Regions from separate parts of the Mus musculus genome. Here region 1 is linked to region 2. A link is a loop called in an ENCODE intact Hi-C map of the cell type or tissue named here. Cell type or tissue: gastrocnemius. All regions are shown on one strand. Links, peaks and the distances in the headings refer to the core of each region. The heading gives the core; the rest is flanking DNA.

Region 1 (8,331 bases), core at 213-8,212, 65 kb before region 2:
TTGGCACCATGAAGAGAGCCTATGAGAGGTTGTTGGTGAAGCCTAGTTACAGTGGAAGACAGCAGCGTTTTGGAGATGCCAGTACCATGAGATGACCACCAAGAACAGCAGCAGCAGTGGAGTACAGGCAGCTGGATCCTAGAAGACAACATGTGTGCTACAAAGGGCATGGATGGAGAAGTGACCCAAGCCCTTGGAGGAGCCCAGAAGATTGTGAGTTGGATCTCAGACATTGGGCAGTTGGAGTTTAATTTTTGTTTTTGATTGTGACTGTGCCTTGACATTTTTCCCTCTTGAAGGAAGAAAATATTTTAGTGGATTCCACAATTAAGAAACTTATAATTGTAAAAAGACTTTGGATTTTAAACGATATTGGATATTTTAAAAGGACTGAACTTTTAATATGTAAAGACTGTGGGACTTTTAAAGTTATTTAGATCTTGGGGATGAATAAAAACTAAGGGTTGAGGCTTACTAGTGATGTGTTTGTGTGTCAAGTTGACAGGGGTCAATTGTACTGGCTGGTTTTGTGTGTCAACTTGACACAGGTTGGGGTTATCACAGAGAAAGGAGCTTCAGTTGGGGAAGTGCCTCCATGAGATCCAGCTGTAAGGCATTTTCTCAATTGGTGATCAAGGTGGGAGGTCCCCTGTAGGTGGTGCCACCTCTGGGCTGGTAGTCTTGGTTCTATAAGACAGCAGGCTGAGCAAGCCAGGGGAAGCAAGCCAGTAAGGAACATCCCTCCATGGCCTCTGCATCAGCTCCTGCTTCCTGACCTGTTTGAGTTCCAGTCCTGACTTCCTTGGTGATGAACAGCAGTAAGAAAGTGTAAGCCGAATAAACCCTTTCCTCCCCAACTTGCTTCTTGGTCATGATGTTTGTGCAGGAATAGAAACCCTAACTAAGACATGGTCCATAACAGAGAGGTTTGATCCAAATAAGTGCCTTTCTCCACTACAATGCTTTTGGCCTGAGTGTTTAATCACAGCAACAGGAAGGAGACTAGAACAGTGGTCTTCTTAATTATTGAGATGCAAGGGAACTTTATAAATTCTGCGTGTTTCCTCCCATTCTGTGTGCTTTTCCTTGCACTGTACGTGTGTACCTGCCTGTGTGTGTATGAGCATAGTGGGTAGAGGTCAGAGACCAACAATGAATGTACTTGTCAATTGCTCTCCACCTTTTATTTTTTCTAAAGCCAGAACTTTGTTTTTTTTTTTTTTTTTTAAACCCAGAACTCACTGATTCAACAAGACTGGCTGGCTAGCATGTCTCAGGGATTCCATCTCCACCTCCCCAGTGCTGAGATTACAGGCATACACCACCATGCCTGGCTTTTTACAGATCCAAACTGGACCAGGACACCCAGATCCTCATGGTTGTGGGACAAGCCCTTTACCAATGAGCCAGCTCCCCCTGACCCCCAGCCCCCTTTGCCCCATTTTTAATGGTAATTTTTAACTTTGATAGATTCCTATTCATCTGTATGTTCCTTCGCTTGTGCCTTTTTATCTTTATATAAGAAGTTTACATTTCTATTGACTTGTAAACCCAAAGCCACCAAGGAGTGCTCCCATATCTTCTCAGACTATTAAATAGTCTTAGTTTGCCTGTTGAGCCTGGGATCTGCCTAAGTCATGTTCAGCGAAGGAACCCAGCCTCATTCTTTTGTATCCATTTCCAACCCTTGTTGAAACAACTGTATCTTTTAAAAGAGGGTTTTGTGTGTTTCTCAGATTCCAAAAGTAGCACACATCTTTGAATTGAAAATGTGCATTTTACAACACAAAGAAGACCACAGCACTCCCTCTCAGCAGGGGTCGTTTGTAATGACCAGCTCTGAACCTAAATCAACTCATTCCTTGTGCTGCTCTGCTAGTTTTGGAAACAGGATGCCTATCTATGGCCTTAAAAAAAGTAACTCCTTAAGTTCTGCCTATATGTTCCTGGGCATGGGGTCACCCCTTGGAGCATGGGAAAAACAGGGTTCACCTCCTCATCCCTGAGCACCTGTCAACTGCCACTAGTCCCCCCAGTCAGAGCTGGGGCTGGGAGACGATCTGAGTTCACTGACTTGATCTTGCGCTGGTAAGCCTAATTCTATGAGTCTAAAATATGAACGAAGAAGGGTGCTCCAGACCACATGGGTCATCAAATGAAAATTGTAATGCCAGTGTGTGTGTGTGTGTGTGTGTGTGTGTGTGTGTGTGTGTATACATGTGTACATGTAGTACCCATGGAGGCCAGAAGAGGTCATCAGAATATCAGAAGCTGGAGTTGTGAGTCGCCCAGCATGGATCCTGGGAATTGAAGCTCTGTAAAAGCAGCGCACATTCTTAACTGATGAGCCATCTCTCTAGCCTCTGTGTTCTTTTAAATATGATTTCTTCTAAGTTTCCTGTATGTTATATCTGACCCTTGCAGGGGTGGGGGAAGAGGGGAGGCACCATGCTTTGTGACCCAACTGGGCCCCTGCGCCACACAGGGCTTGGTGCTGAGGAAGCTATTTATCCACTAACACAGTGTTAGGGCATGCCATAAGACCGCTGAGCACCCAGAACTTCTCTGAACCAAGGTTTGAGGAACGATAAAATGGAGAAGTTGGACTAAATGACCGCCAAGTTTGCTCTTGAGCCAGGACCCAATTTAAATACCTCTGAGAAGCACTGAGCCCCTAATCTAAGCAGCCTTTCTTCGCCATTCCAGTTGTCTCTGGCAAATGTCCCTCTAAATAGCTGTTTCCACAAGAAAATAAACTCTGCTGGTGGTACAAACACATCTGCTGCCCTCATGGGGCTCAGCGCTGGGGCTGCGTTCTCCTGGGACACGCGGTGACATGCAGCTGTTGGAGGGGAAAGACATTTCCCAGCAGCTGGATCACGGGGAAGTATGAGACAGGCAGCAGAGCTGCAGCTTGTGGTGGTCACGAAACACATGGATAGGGCCCACTCCGCTGCCCTGAGGGAAGCTCGTGTGGTCATACGCATGCATGCTGTGTCTGCAGAGCTCATATGGCTACTTGCATGCCTGCCGTGGTGTCCTGGTCCCTCTGCTCACCTGACATGCTCCTCCAGCAAAGCTAGGTGTGGAGAAGGCAGATTCTCAAGACCCTAAGGAGAAGGTGGAACTTAGCTTGGTGAGATAAAGGACCAAGCCCCACATAGATGCTGTGGCTAGATATCCCAATGATTCCAGCCACCTCAATACACACACAGGCACATAGGCAAGCACATACGTACTCAGGCCAATGGGGAAGAGAGAGACTCTTTTCATTGTTTTCTTTTTGAATCTTACTATATTGCCCAAGCTGGTCCCAAATTCCCAAGCTGGTCCCAAATTCCTGGGCTCAAGTATTCTTACCTCAGCCTCCCAAAGAGCTGTGATGAGAGGCACGTGTCCCAGGCCTGTTCCAAGATCCACTTTTTTTTTTTTAACCTATTCTGCATCCTGTCAACAGTCCTGTCTCCCCACTCCCAGCCCCCATCTGCACCTCATTGAATGTCCTCTTGGCCCCAGGCCAGCAGACAGCAGCTCCCAGGAACGGATCAACTCATGTATACACAGAAACACCCAGACCTCTGTGACCCCTCTGGAGGCAAGCTTGTCCTCTCCCCAGGGTCTGTGTTCAGAAGTCAACACCGAAAGCATGACGTCATCAGGCCCCCATGCTCAGACCTGACCACTTACTTTTCTTGCTACCCAGTACCAGCTTCGACTGGTTCGTTCAGTCGAAGCTGGTACCCTGACCTCTGCCTCGCAGGCTTCTCCAGCCCATTTACAAACGTGCCAACTTGGCTCGAGGGCAATTCAGATCCGGTGTTGACGTGGCATCCTAAATGGGCTCAAAGTGCTGGCCCATGCTGGTCTGAAGTCCTTCTACCAAGAAGCATCAGGTCCTGTCGATCTGCTCAGACCTCCCCTGGACTGCACACCTTAGGGTCGTCACCCATGTCTCCCTCAGGGCCAGAGAGGTTAGTGTTCAGGAGCCTGGCTCCTGATCAGCTTACTGCTCTCTCTGCCCCCTCTCCAGACATGGACTTCTTGGTTTGAGGTCAAGGTCCTTTCCCTCCTGTTCTCTTCCCCTGGAGGGCCCTTCCCTCAGAGAGACTCATCATATAAGGCTTTAGCATCACTCCACAGGGACTTTCTCTGACCCCTGCCTCAGGATTGTGTCTGCAGACAGAGCAGACACAAAGGTCTCAGTGCACCTACCGGGAGGATCAAGTATCAGCGTGTTGGGTTAGAGCAGTGGTTCTCAACCTGTGAGTCATGACCCCTTGGTGGGGGTGGGGGTGGGGCGGGTCAAACAACCCTTCAACAGGGGTCACCCAAGACCATCGGAAAATATTTACGATATTTACTTTTTATGATTCATAATAGTAGCAAAATTACAGTTTTGAAAAAGCAACAGAAATAATTTCATGGTTGGGGGGTCACCACAACACGAGGAACTATATTAAATAAGGGTCACAGTATTAGGAAGAATCATTGGGCTAGAGAGGCAGCTATAAGATGCCAAGGTGGGCTAGTTCCACTCTAAGGTTTCAGACACATGTCACTTTGACCCATGTCCAGAGTCCAAAGCTTGTCCCATGGCCCTGCCTGAACAAAAGGTAGAGAATGCAGAATAGCTGACATGGTAATGTCACCTCTCCTTGCCCTGATGCCCTTCCTGCTGTGTCCCCATCCCCCCAGAAGCCTGTGTACAGCACTGGAGGAACACCAGCAACTAGGGATCAGTCCTGATTGCTCAGAGCCAGCAGGGACTGAGGCTGCATACAGCTGGCTACCTTCCTTCTCTCTCTGCTTGTCTCTGCCAGGCCTCCGTTTGCCCAGTCTGGCCTGTGCCCAGCTGAGGAGCACGTTCCAGCAGAGACAGTCCCACATCCACCCAGGGGCAGCCCCTTCTTCACCTGAATTTGCTACAACCTACAATCCAGTGGCCCAAGAGAAGTTCCTCCCTGTCAGAAGAGCTATGAACATTTCTTCCTGAGGCAGAGAACCAGACAGTACGTGCCAAGAGGAGCAGCATTGTTGGGGGTCCCTGAAGGCTGCTTAGAGGCTGGACTTCAATACTAGGTTGGGTAATACACAGGTATGGCTCACCCAACCACCCACTCAGACCAGAGTAGGGGGCTTCCTCCTCCTAGAACCTGCCTCTTACTATGGTTTGTGAGGAACATGCCCACTTACTCCATGGAGACTGAAGTCCCCTAGTATTCCTGGTGTTCAACTCATCTAGGTGAACTCATTTTTGGTGTGCAGGGAGGCTGGGATAACAAGCTTCTAGAACCTTTAAGCCATCCCTGTGTGTTTTTGATTTCTCATTGCTTTCTACAAGGGCAGATATGTGTTTGCAGAGTCTAAGGGAAGTCTTCTTGAGCTTGTGGGAAAAGATTCCAACCTGGCAGGTGCTATTTTGGAGAGGATAAAAGAGGAAGGGGCCAGGACTCTCTGGAAGCCTCCAGAAGCCAAGACCAACAAGCAGGGGAAGGCAGAGGAAAAACCCACCAAGATGACTACCCTGAGTGCCAAGACCTGTCCTGAGCAGCCCTGTCCCTCTGCACCAATGGTGTCCCAGTGTTTCTTGGGAAGCTAAGTGAGGCTTAATGTCACAAAAAGGGTCTGCTGTGCAGTACACAGTCTTTCTGGGACAACTCTTCCTGGAGCATGCCTGTTAGCCCCAGCTGCTTCCCCTTCTGTCTGTCCCTTCATGGGGTGGAGATGCTAATTTTTGGCACATGTCCCAGGTATGCCCTCTTAGTCTTAAGAAGCTGACGATCACCCAAGGTCCCCACAGGACAGCCCAACAGCCCTGCCTGAGTCTGTGGAACAAGGTCAAATCAACACAAGCAGCCCCTTCCATCACCCACCTCGTTTCCCCAAGAATGAGCCCATAGCTATAAGGAAGAGATGCATAGGCTCCAGGTCCCAAGGCCAGGGCTTAGCCCATCCTCTCCTTGGGGCTCCCCTCACCCCAGAATGGGCCTCCCGGGGTCCCCTCCTTAGCTAGATGATTCCAACTGTAAATGCTCCCTGCAGGAGGTAGAGGCTCCCAGAGACCAAGCACCTAGCCACATCTCCAGTGGAGTACGCCCCTGAACTTACTGGGAAAAGATGGCCTCCCATGTCTTTCCTCTTGAGGTCTCCTTCTCACCACATGTCAGTGCCCAAGATAACATCTACAGGAAAGGGTGTGGCATGCCCATCAGTGGTCACCACCCATCCCAGGTACCCTCGGGACAACCTGGCTCAGCCATCACAGCCCATAGCCCCACCTATTCTCCCAAGGGCCTAACCAGGGTGTGCAGGGCTAGATCTGGTTCTGTTTTCTCATCATAGCTGCATGGTAAGGACACTGTTCCTCTGCCCAAATCTCCAGGCTGGGGAGATAACTAAACCACAGCCTTGAGGGGACAGCTTGGCCTGAGTCTGTGATTCAGGTTAGACCTTCATTTTCTGTCTCTAGTGTCTCTCCCCATCTCAAGGCCCAGTGACTTCAAAGCCCACCCTACCGCTCTATTCCACCCCAAGAGAAATAAGGCTTGAGGATGGGGGTGTAATCCCGGGATATCCAGCCTTCTGTATAACCCCGGGAGAGCCAGCCTTCTGCTTCCTGCAGGCGAGGTGCTACGCTCTCGTGTTGGATGGTGGAGGAAGCTGGCAAGGCCTGGGCTGTGTTCCCACTAAGCTATGATTCACCATTCCTGGTGGGCAAGCCCCCGCCTCCAGGCTTACTGCTCCAGCTTCTCCCTAAGTCACAACCCAGTCCCTGTGGGAGGACACATGGTGACCAGGCCTGCGAAGCACTGTGGTTCCTCCATGACTCTTTAACTGTGAAACATTATGATTCACCCAGGATTTGGTATACTGTAAAATACTGTTATTCATTCAGGGCTTTGTACATTGTGAAGCGCTGAGTGACTGTGTTCAGCCATTCATTCATAACAGGCTGAGACAAACTGGGGAGCAGGGACCAGGATCATGGGGTCACAGCCATCCTGTGGACAGACAAGCCTTCCAGCACCACCTACATGAAAGCCAGTGGGAACACACCTGCTGCCAGAGGATGGAGTCCCTATAGCACAGGAGAGAGCCACCAGGTTCTCCCTGACCCCCTACAGAGGAGGGGTGCTGGCTGGGACTGAGGGTCTGAAGTGAACTAGAGTTCACTAGAGTTCACCATGGGCTGGCTAGCGATTGTCCCTGGACGACAGGGCACCAGCACTTTCTACATTATTGGTGGTAGAGCCCCTACCATATCTCCAGCTATCGCAATTATTTTAATTAAGAAGATAAGCAGCGGCTTGTGAAATATTTAATTATAGTTATCAGATGACAATACTCAGATGAGTCAAATGGCCAAGTGGGTGCTGGTTTACACATCCCCCATTCAGACACCTGAGAAATTAACATTAGCAAAAACATAGCTGGGCTGTGACTGGCGAGACAGTGGGAAGCCACATCTCCCAACCCTTCCCAGCACTGTAAGGAAGGCACCATCTAACCCTGAATGTCCCAAGCCTAGGCCAGCACTGCAGTAGCTACTGGTATAGTCGCTGGGTCCTGAGTTCGGAGAGTGCAGCACATAGTTGACCAAAGTCATTGAGCTTAAGAACCTTCGGTCCAAGCTCCTGTGTTGCTTTCCACCCAAAGTACGCGCGCAGGATGCAGCCAGCATGGCTCACATCTGGGAGCACACCCTGGGCAGGATCCAGGGTCACAGCTGGGATAATACACAGAACCTAGTGAGATGTGACCCTGACCTTCATGTCCTGAAAGAAGTACAAAATGGCAGCCACAAGGCTATGGAGTTAGGAGCAAGGAAGCCACAGTGCCTCAAAACAGAGAAGGTTTCCTCCACAGAGAAGGACCTAACTTTGAGAGATGTCGGCTAGGAACAGTCTGGGCCTATAGGAGCAGCGACAGCTCTTGGTTGCAGACTTGGAATGCAACCTGAGCAAATTGGCCAGGTTCAGTCTGTGGCCAGGCTCAGTCTGCCCTAAGCCTGTGGCTGTGTGACCTCACTGGGACCCTTTGCCTCCCCTCATTAGAATCATTTAGGTCTGAGATGCTTTTGCTTTGCTTTGCTTTGCTTTTTAAATTAACACAAGCCAGAGTCATCTGGTAAGAGGGACCTTCACTCGAGAAAATGTTGCCATTAGATTGGCTGTTGGCAAGTCTGTGGAGGCATGTTCTTGATTGATGGTTGATGTGAAACCGCCCAGCCCACTGTGGGCTACACCACTCCTGGGCAGGCAGTCCCAGGTTATATTGTTTTTAAAACAAGCAGACTGATCCATCAGCATTCCTTCAGTGTCCCTGTTCCCT
Region 2 (8,331 bases), core at 170-8,169:
CAGAGGGACTCGATTTCTGAATTGCTTCTGTTGTATTCTTCCTTCAGTAACAAGCACATTTTTAAAACATTTGTAATCACAGGAGAAATACAACAAAACAATAGCTGGGCCATATAATTTTATATAAAGCATAAACCAAATAATACCAAGGAGAAACCCACAGGAGCTTCTCGGGAGCGATGTGAAGCAGACTGTTGGTGGTTTGAGCATCCCATGTTCTGTACTCACACTTAGCGCTGAAGGCCAAGCGCAGAAGACATACAAGCGCCACTGCTGTTGGCGCGGAACCCTCGCAAAGCCCTCAACTTTACTACCATGTGAGCTAGTTTTATGTCAACTTCACACAGGTTAGAGTCATTGTGGAGGAGGGAACTTCAATTGAGAAAAATTTTTCCCACCAGATTGGCCTGTGGGCAAGCCTGTGGTGTGTTTTCATGGTGGATGATTGATGTGGAGGGCCCAGCTCACTGTGAGCAGTGCCACCATTGAGCTGGGTGGTCTTGGGTGTTATAAGAAGGCAGGCTGAGCAAGCCATGAGGAAAAAACAGCAAGTAGCACTGCAGCTATGGCTTCTGCATCAGCTTCTGCCTCCAGGTCCCTGCCCTAGTTGAGTTCCTGCCCTAGGGTGCCTCTGTGATATGATGTCACCCAGAAGAACAAGATGAAACAAACCGTTTCCTCTCCGTCTTGCCTTTGGTTGTGGTGTTTTGTTTGTTTGCTTGCTTTTGTTTTATCGCAGCGATAGAAATCCTAAGCCAACTTCTACCTATAGTTTTGTTTGCTTTCTATAGTAGATCCTCCAATTTAGCTTGGGGCCACTCAAATACGTTCATGCTATTTAAGGGACCACTGCTTGAGACTTTCACCAACCCCCAGAGGAAACGGTGCTGATATCTGATGACAGCAGGGCTTGAGGGTCAGAAGACACATACCAAGTCTGAGCCAATTAGGAAGTGACTGACTCTCAGGGATGAAAGTTCTAGGAGGACCCTGAGCAGCAGGTGTTGCTGATACAGGACTCCTGGATACCTGATATTCTGTTCCATCACCAGTCTATAGCTGCTCCAACTGGAAATTCAAAGTTATCTCTCAGACCTTGCCATACCAGCAACAGGACACCCACCACTGGGCACTGACAATGTGGTGAGTCTTCCCAGGGACACCTGATTTTGATGATCCAATAAGAAATGTCTCATCTCCGAGTCATCCTTTCGGATTGATTGATTACATACAGAAATGATACTATTTGTATCCCTTCAAGCCACTGTGCTGGTTCCCCGTGTCGGACTCTGTTTGAGCAGCAGTGGGAACTGGTGCTGATGAGGCTATCTGTGTCCATGAGGTCACCTAAGTTGATGATGCAGGTCTGGGTTCAAAGGGCAAGGTGACTGAGCAGGACCTGCAGGCTGTCTCAGCCACCCACAGGATGACATAGGAAACGTCTTTGGCTTCCACGTCAGAATAGGCAAGAACTCAAATGTGTTCCTGGTCTGATACATTTGTTTCAAATTACAGTGGTTAAAAAAGAAGTCTCGGAGGCGATGGCCTGTTCATGGTAGCTTACCACTGCAAACATTTTTGCTAAAACAGTCACTTCAAGAAAAAAAAAAAAAAACTACAGTAGTAAAGATGACTCTGGTAACTGCACACGAGCCTGATTCTCCCTTATCCTGTCTGTAGACAGGCCCTGTCATCACGGGCCACTATTTGCAAGACATTATGTCAAGCGCCTCTCATTGGCCATCATGTGCAAATGGTTTGCTTCTTGTTAAAATCCAATCCTGGTTTGGGTTTCTCTCGGCAAAGCTCTTGATGAGGACAGGCTGCGTCTGTTTTGAGTCTGTTTTGTGTCTGGTTTGTGTCAGCTGCATCCCTTACTAAAATCAGCTCCTTCTGTGTCCCAGTGAGCCTGAATGTCTGCCATGGTCTTTTGTGGCCTGGTCACATGAGATGGCTGAGCATGCTGGCCAGCAGTGTCAGTGAGCAAGTCCCATGTCCAGCCCAGGGAACCAGAGGCCAGATGCCATTCTTAGCAAGACGCAGCTACCACAGGGCCATCCCTGTGGTAGCGGGAGGTGGCATCGGCTCTCTGCCTCTAGGATCTTCGGCTCCTTTGAAGTACCAGTCTGAGACGGAGTGAAAAGGATTTGCATCAAATGCGATCTAAGGGCATGTCACTCCTCGGGTCTCTAGTCTGTGCGGCTCTGTGGCTGTTAAATTCAGACAGGCCTTATCAACGATAAAAGGCTGGTCTGGGGGTGGGATTAGTAATCAGGCACGCTCAACTCTTCAGGAGAGCCTAGGCTTTTATTCCTGGGAGTCTCCCTCTTTTTATAAATGCTTAAGGAGAGCGCATGAACTTCCCAGTGCAGCTGGCTTCCAGATGATCCAGGGAAGCAGACAGCACCACTGGGAAGTGACAGTGTGGGCCTCCTTGGGACTAATGTGGTGAGCACCTTCATGATGAGGGACAGTGGGATGGAAGCTCATGGAGTAGAGAGTCTGCTGGCAAGGGAGGTATGTAAGCAAGGCTGATACCCTGGGGATCCCGTGGGCAGGACTGCAGATAGGGTTGCATGTGAGCTGAGCAGTCAGCAAAGTCACTCAGCCCTTCTGCTTTAGGTCGGGTGACCTGTCTCACGGATGCCTAACTGGTGGGCAGCCTTCTCAGGGGTCAAGAATGAAAGGCAACGTCGTTTAAAGAAAAGCCTGGGTGCCAAGACCCATCTATACATCTTACCATTTGTTTCTCTGCCACTGCCCTGCTCAGTATTGCAAGCAGATGGTGCAAACACCTAGCCAGGAAGCTGCACCTCTGTGTCCCAACCTAGGGCAGTTTCACATCAGCGTGACTGCTTGGCTGCAAGTCTTTTGAAAGTGGCTTCAGAGCTAAGTGTCCCCACTTTATTTTTTCATTAATTTATTTATTTATTCACTTTACGTCCCAATATCCGCACCCCCTTCTCCCAGTCCCTTCTCACACAGCTCCTCCCCCATCCTCTCCTAAGAATGGGGAAATCAGAATGGGGAGATCCCCTGGGTATCGCTCCACCCTGGCACATCAAGTCACTGCAAGGCTAGGCACATCCTCTCCCACCATGGCCAGAAAAGCAGCCCAGTTATGAGAATGGGATCCACAGACAGGCAACAGATTTAGTGGCCCTAGGGGGGGACCTTCATGAAGAAGGCTAAGCTGCACATTGGCTACATATGTGCGGGGACCTGGTCCAGCTGATGCTTGCTCTTTGGTTGGTGGTTCAGTCTCTGGGAGCCCCCAGGGTCCAGGTTAGTTGACTCTGCTGGTCTTCCTGTGGCGTCCCTTCTCAACATTTGTGATGGTCTCTTCTCTCTCTAAGCTCTTCTTGTTTTGTTTTGTTGGCAAGTTTTTTTGGTTTGCCAGGGTGTGGTTTTATTTTGTTTTGGTTTCTTTGAAACAGATCAAAGCATTTGGAAAGGGGTTTTCCAGCGGTCACTGTTGTAATCACCTGGGTCTCTGTGTGTTATGCATTCCCCTGTGACTCTTAGGGAGCCAGACGCCCAAGGCATATGGGTACACACACACACACACACACACACACACACACACACACACACACCAGACAGGACCAGCCTCTGGCTCTAAATCCAAGCATACTGGTCCCATCCCTGGGACCCTCGCAATAGCAACAGTGCTCTCCTGACAGTCAAAGCTGAGACAGTGCCCTAGTGGAGCATTCCTGGGCTAATAAGAACCCCACAGTCTCCTTGTGGGTGTCGGTGGTGAGCTCTGTGTCCACCCAGTATCAGACTTGTCCTCCAGGAAGATTCAAATCAAGTCCTCTGCCACTCACCAGCCAAGCTGCCCCAGGAAGCGGCTTCGTAGTGTCATAAAGGGCAGCTAGAGATACACAGAAGTTGCAGATAAACAAAGAATTCATTGACAGATCTCTTTCAGGGAATCACAAGCTGCGTTTCCGAATGATAAGGCTTTTAGCTCTGAGCCTGGAGAACCAGAGGCTCAGGATTCTAAGCTTTCAGAGCCAGGTCGGGTTGCTGGCTGCAAGGACTCAAGGCTGAGAATCGCTGCCTAGGGCTTAGAACACCACCAGCCAGATCCGGTTACAGCTCTGGAGGTTTGGATAAGGACCCTCAGCGCTCAGACGCTCAGACGTCTCTCGTGAGCTCTTCTGGACTGCTGGAGCCGCAGCCTGCGGGCTCACCTCCTGTCTCTGGTTCTTACAGGCTCGTGTGCTCTGCAGTTTCAGTTTCCGCACTGTCTCTCGCCTTCTCTATACTGCCCACTGCCTGTAGTGATCTCTGGATCTCTCTATCTGCCTTCTGGTGTTATGGTTCAGAGCTTCTTGTATCAGGTCCTGGTGACTCTGTAACTATTCAGCGGTCACTGCTAGAAGCCCCAGGTCTCTGTCTGCTTTTTTTGCACAAACAGCCCAGCCCACTCTACCCATAGTAAAGAGCAAAAATAGCTAAAAGTTCAAGTGATACCTCAAATGAGACCTAACCTTTGCAATACCAGGGGTCAATACCCAGGAGAGAAGCCTGATTGTATAGCAGAAGAGGGACTGAAAACATGTGCCCAGAGTATAATTCCACAAGCCACAGCCTTGCATCCATATAGCACTGGACTCTGCCAGTCGTAACTATTACGCTGTACCCTCCATAGACTTTTTGCTGAGTCACTGGGGAGGTGATCTTCCTCCTGCCCTGGGTAGCTTCAGGGCAAACAAGCTCACCTAAAGTTCTCCAAGGCTTGTGACAACTCTGAGTGGGGTTGTCAGCAGCATCACAGCTGGAGAAAATTTGTCCCTGAAGGAGAAGCATGTGACTCTGGCAGCACTGTGGCTGCAGAGGTCCTAGCAGCTGAAGTACAGTTTCTCAAGCCATTGAAAGTATTTAGGGTGCCATGACAGCCCGGTGACAGCTCCCTGCTCAAGGCAGTCAGGCACAAATGAGGGGTCTGGCAGACATCAATCAATGGGTCAAATCATCAGACAGCCCAACAGCTTAGTTTATTTGAAGGAAAAAAATAACCATTAAAGGCTGCTTACAATAAGATAAGAACATTCTTAACAAGATTTAACCGTGTTTTAACTTGGGGTTGGAGCAATAGCTCCATGGTAGAGCACTTGCCTATCAATACTGGGGCCCAGGGTTCAATCCCTGGCACAAGATACTCTCGAGAACTGGGTCTTTCTGACTCCATGCTTTCCAGCCTCAGTTTCCCCAATGTGGGTGGAACTGCAGACCTCCCCCATACACACAGCCTCTTAGGAACATTAAGAGACATCAGCGGAAGGACAGCATCCCTGGTCAGGAAGAGACAGGTGCTTGCTGGCAGCTGGGAGCTCCACACATTGAAGCTCCAGCCAGCTGTTCACTCTCATGCTTGGCAAGTGGACATTCCCACTTGTGTTCTTCTTTACAGAGGTCTGAACTATAGGCTACTGGACAAAACAAAACAAAACAAAAAACAAACAAAAAACCTACCTGTGAAAAGAAAGGGTCGTGAGGAGCCTCTAGCCTGGACTTCCACATATTCCTCTCTATGGTGCCAGGTTGATATATGTATCACCCCAGAAATGGACCAGCTTGTGTGAAATCTAAGTGGATAACACTTAAGACAGAGAGAAACGCACAAGAAAAAGTAGCCTCTCCCCACTCAACCACACCCTCCTCATTCCTCTCATCCTTGCTGTGTCTGGACTGGACTTCTTTCCTCAGATCAAAATGCAACATTTGCTCTAGAGCTGTGTGAGCCAAGCCTCTGCACCTGTCATTCCATGATGCCAGCCACCCCGTGAGCAGCAGCCCCAGAGGCCCAGTCCCCATCTGCAACGTGCACATAGGCTGCCCTCTCTGTAGTCAAGTGGTGCCATGAGCCATCCCATCTCTCCCGGAATCATGGACACAGCCTCCCATGCTGCAGTCAGTGATGGAAGGTCTTCTACATCTCCCAGGGCAACCAGACAACAAGAGCACCAGCCCCATCTTCCCAAGGTTTGCTCCTGTGTGTCATATAGGCACTCTGGGCCACTAAGTCTGCAGCTCACCTGCATGTCCTCCAACACTCATAAGAGTGACAAAATGGGCACAAATCTCCAAGATGGTTGGCATCCAAGCCTGAGGAGCTCCAAATTCAGCATCCCCAATGTCTGACTGAGTTGTCCTGGGACAGTGAGCCCATCCTCCGAGACCCCTGATGGGTCCATCAGTGTTCAGCCTGCATTCAGGCTAGGGGCCTGGGAGGCTAGAACTTTGCATGGTCACTTAGTAGTTAAAGGTAAGAAGGTCTGGAATCCCTGTGAGGGAGGTGGTGGCAAGCTTGACGGTAAGGTGGAAGAGAGATATCAGAAAGTTTGGTTGCAATGTGAAATGGCCCCCATGGGCTCCTGTGGTTGAACACTTGGTTCCTGGCTTTGGGTGCTATTTGGAGACGTTATGAAACCTTTAGGAGATGGTGGAACCCTGCTGGAGGAGGTTGCACCTTGGGAGTGGGCTTTGCTCTTTGACTGCATAGCTCCACTTCCTGCTCCTTCGCTGCTCTCTGACTGCTACACCATGTAAAGAACTGGTCTCACATGCTCTCTGTCATGCCTTCCCCACGATGGCCAACTCTAACTCTATGGAACTGTAAGTCAAATAAAGCTTTTCTTCCTTGTGTTGCCTGCTTTAATCCAAGTATTCTATCAAAGCAACAGAAGAGAAGCCAAGACAGTGTCTACAAACCTACTTTTGACATTCAGAGTTCCCTCTTGCCAGAGTGATGTTTGATTTGGAGAATTGACATGTGGTAGCAGATGTCATGGTCAGGATGAAGTAGCCTCCAGGCTCTCCTCTCTTCCCTTCATAGTCCTTAGGACCATTGCTGGGAGGTGGCCTCTGGCCATAATTCCTAAATGGGGCAGGCTTCCACCCTGCTCCTCGTATGAGAGGGATCTGGAGTCCTAACCAGGGTGGCTGACCCAGCCCTAAGAATGATGGATGAAGACATGGGAGAAGTGACCTCATCAGGTGCCTCGCAACACCCTGTGACTCCAGATTCAGGGCATCCACAGGCACGCATGTGTACATAGAATTTAAAATAATAAAATTTAATCTTTTTAAAAATTGTGACAGACTTTGAGAGACACTGTCTCAAGAAACAAGGTGCATGGTGCCTGCAGAATGACAAGGTTGACCTCTGACCTCCCATATGCACGCATACCATTGTAACTTTAATTTTTTTCAAACCCTTATTTTTAATGATGGTTCTTAAACGCTTTAACCTCCCTTGTAACCCACCACCCAGCAGAGGTAGTGGAAGAACAAGGATCTGGAAGGGAGATGGCAGGGGAAGTGGACCTGTTTAGAAAGGTTCTTTGGAGCAACTCTCATCTATGTTGTCTGGAAATCGGCAGTTCAGTTCAGTAGAGTTGGGTTAACAACAGTGGTAACAGGACCTAGCCCTAGCAGAGACAGCCAGGCCTCAGCCTCGGCTTGAGCCAGCAGGAGGGACCAACAGAAACACCAGGAGAAGTTCTTGGCTGTGCCTCTCTCAGGGAAGCGAAGATCAGGGAAGACGTGAGACCCAGAAGTGTTGCACAGCTAGTTGTACTAGCAAGCCAAGCTCTGTCTGTCACTCTGTGGAGTCCTATTTATACCCTCCAAACATCATGTGTCCTTCATATGTCTTGCCTCAGCATGTGCATCCAATCAGCCTGTGTCCCTGGAAGCAGCAAGAAACTGTAGCACACCATCAGAAGATTTTTGGTGCATTTCTCTCTATGGAGTCCCAACGAATGTAGCTCAACTACTCAATGTAAGGTGGACCAATACATGCGTGTCATTAGCAAAGAATCCTTCATCACGTGTCCTTTCATGTGCTTGCTTTAGCAGAACATCCTTTCTCCTGTGTCTGCCTCAGTGAAGCGTTCCTCCGTGTGTTTGCCTTAACTTTTCACCTGTGTCCACTTCAGGAAAACACTCCTTCATGTGTTTGTCCCAACAAAACACCATCCAACACAACTGTCTCTCCAAAGAACCTTAGGTTTCCACTTCATACCACCACTACAATGGTCACACAATGATGTACTCAAGAGATAGAGATAACAAGGAAGTTGACAGACTCCATGCAAGAGAAGGCCTAGGCATCCCCAGGAAATGTAAGACAGAAAACAAATCCAAGTGGAGAGACGGGAGACTGAGTGTCACATCTGTAATCAAAGTCACTGAGGGAACTGAGGCAGAAAAGCCAAGAGCCCATGAAAGAGTGATAGAGAAGACCTCACCACAAAGCAAGAGGAGAGACCACTGACAGTCAAAAGCACATGAATCACCGATAGGCAATAAACATAA

Evidence for each region. A loop is a pair of places that touch in the nucleus more often than their neighbours do. Peaks named below come from ENCODE experiments on the same cell type or tissue, not always from the same donor. Only the 100,000 strongest peaks of a DNase experiment are listed, where the experiment ranks them.
Region 1: it touches region 2 in a loop (2.3-fold over the local background); 6 of 42 quality-filtered maps call a loop at or near these places.

The regions. Positions count from the first base shown.
Region 1 is chr1:92,705,847-92,714,177 of GRCm38, forward strand. No RefSeq gene overlaps it. Among named protein-coding and RNA genes, the nearest start is that of Gm29483, 21 kb to the right of the region's middle. In gastrocnemius, for the core only: no CTCF peak of the experiment used is centred there; DNase peaks (open chromatin) are centred at 3,513, 4,819 and 5,805; H3K27ac peaks cover 2,230 bases.
Region 2 is chr1:92,770,775-92,779,105 of GRCm38, forward strand. No RefSeq gene overlaps it. Among named protein-coding and RNA genes, the nearest start is that of Gm36102, 23 kb to the left of the region's middle. In gastrocnemius, for the core only: a CTCF peak has its summit at 4,261; a DNase peak (open chromatin) is centred at 5,818; H3K4me3 peaks cover 1,192 bases; H3K27ac peaks cover 4,643 bases.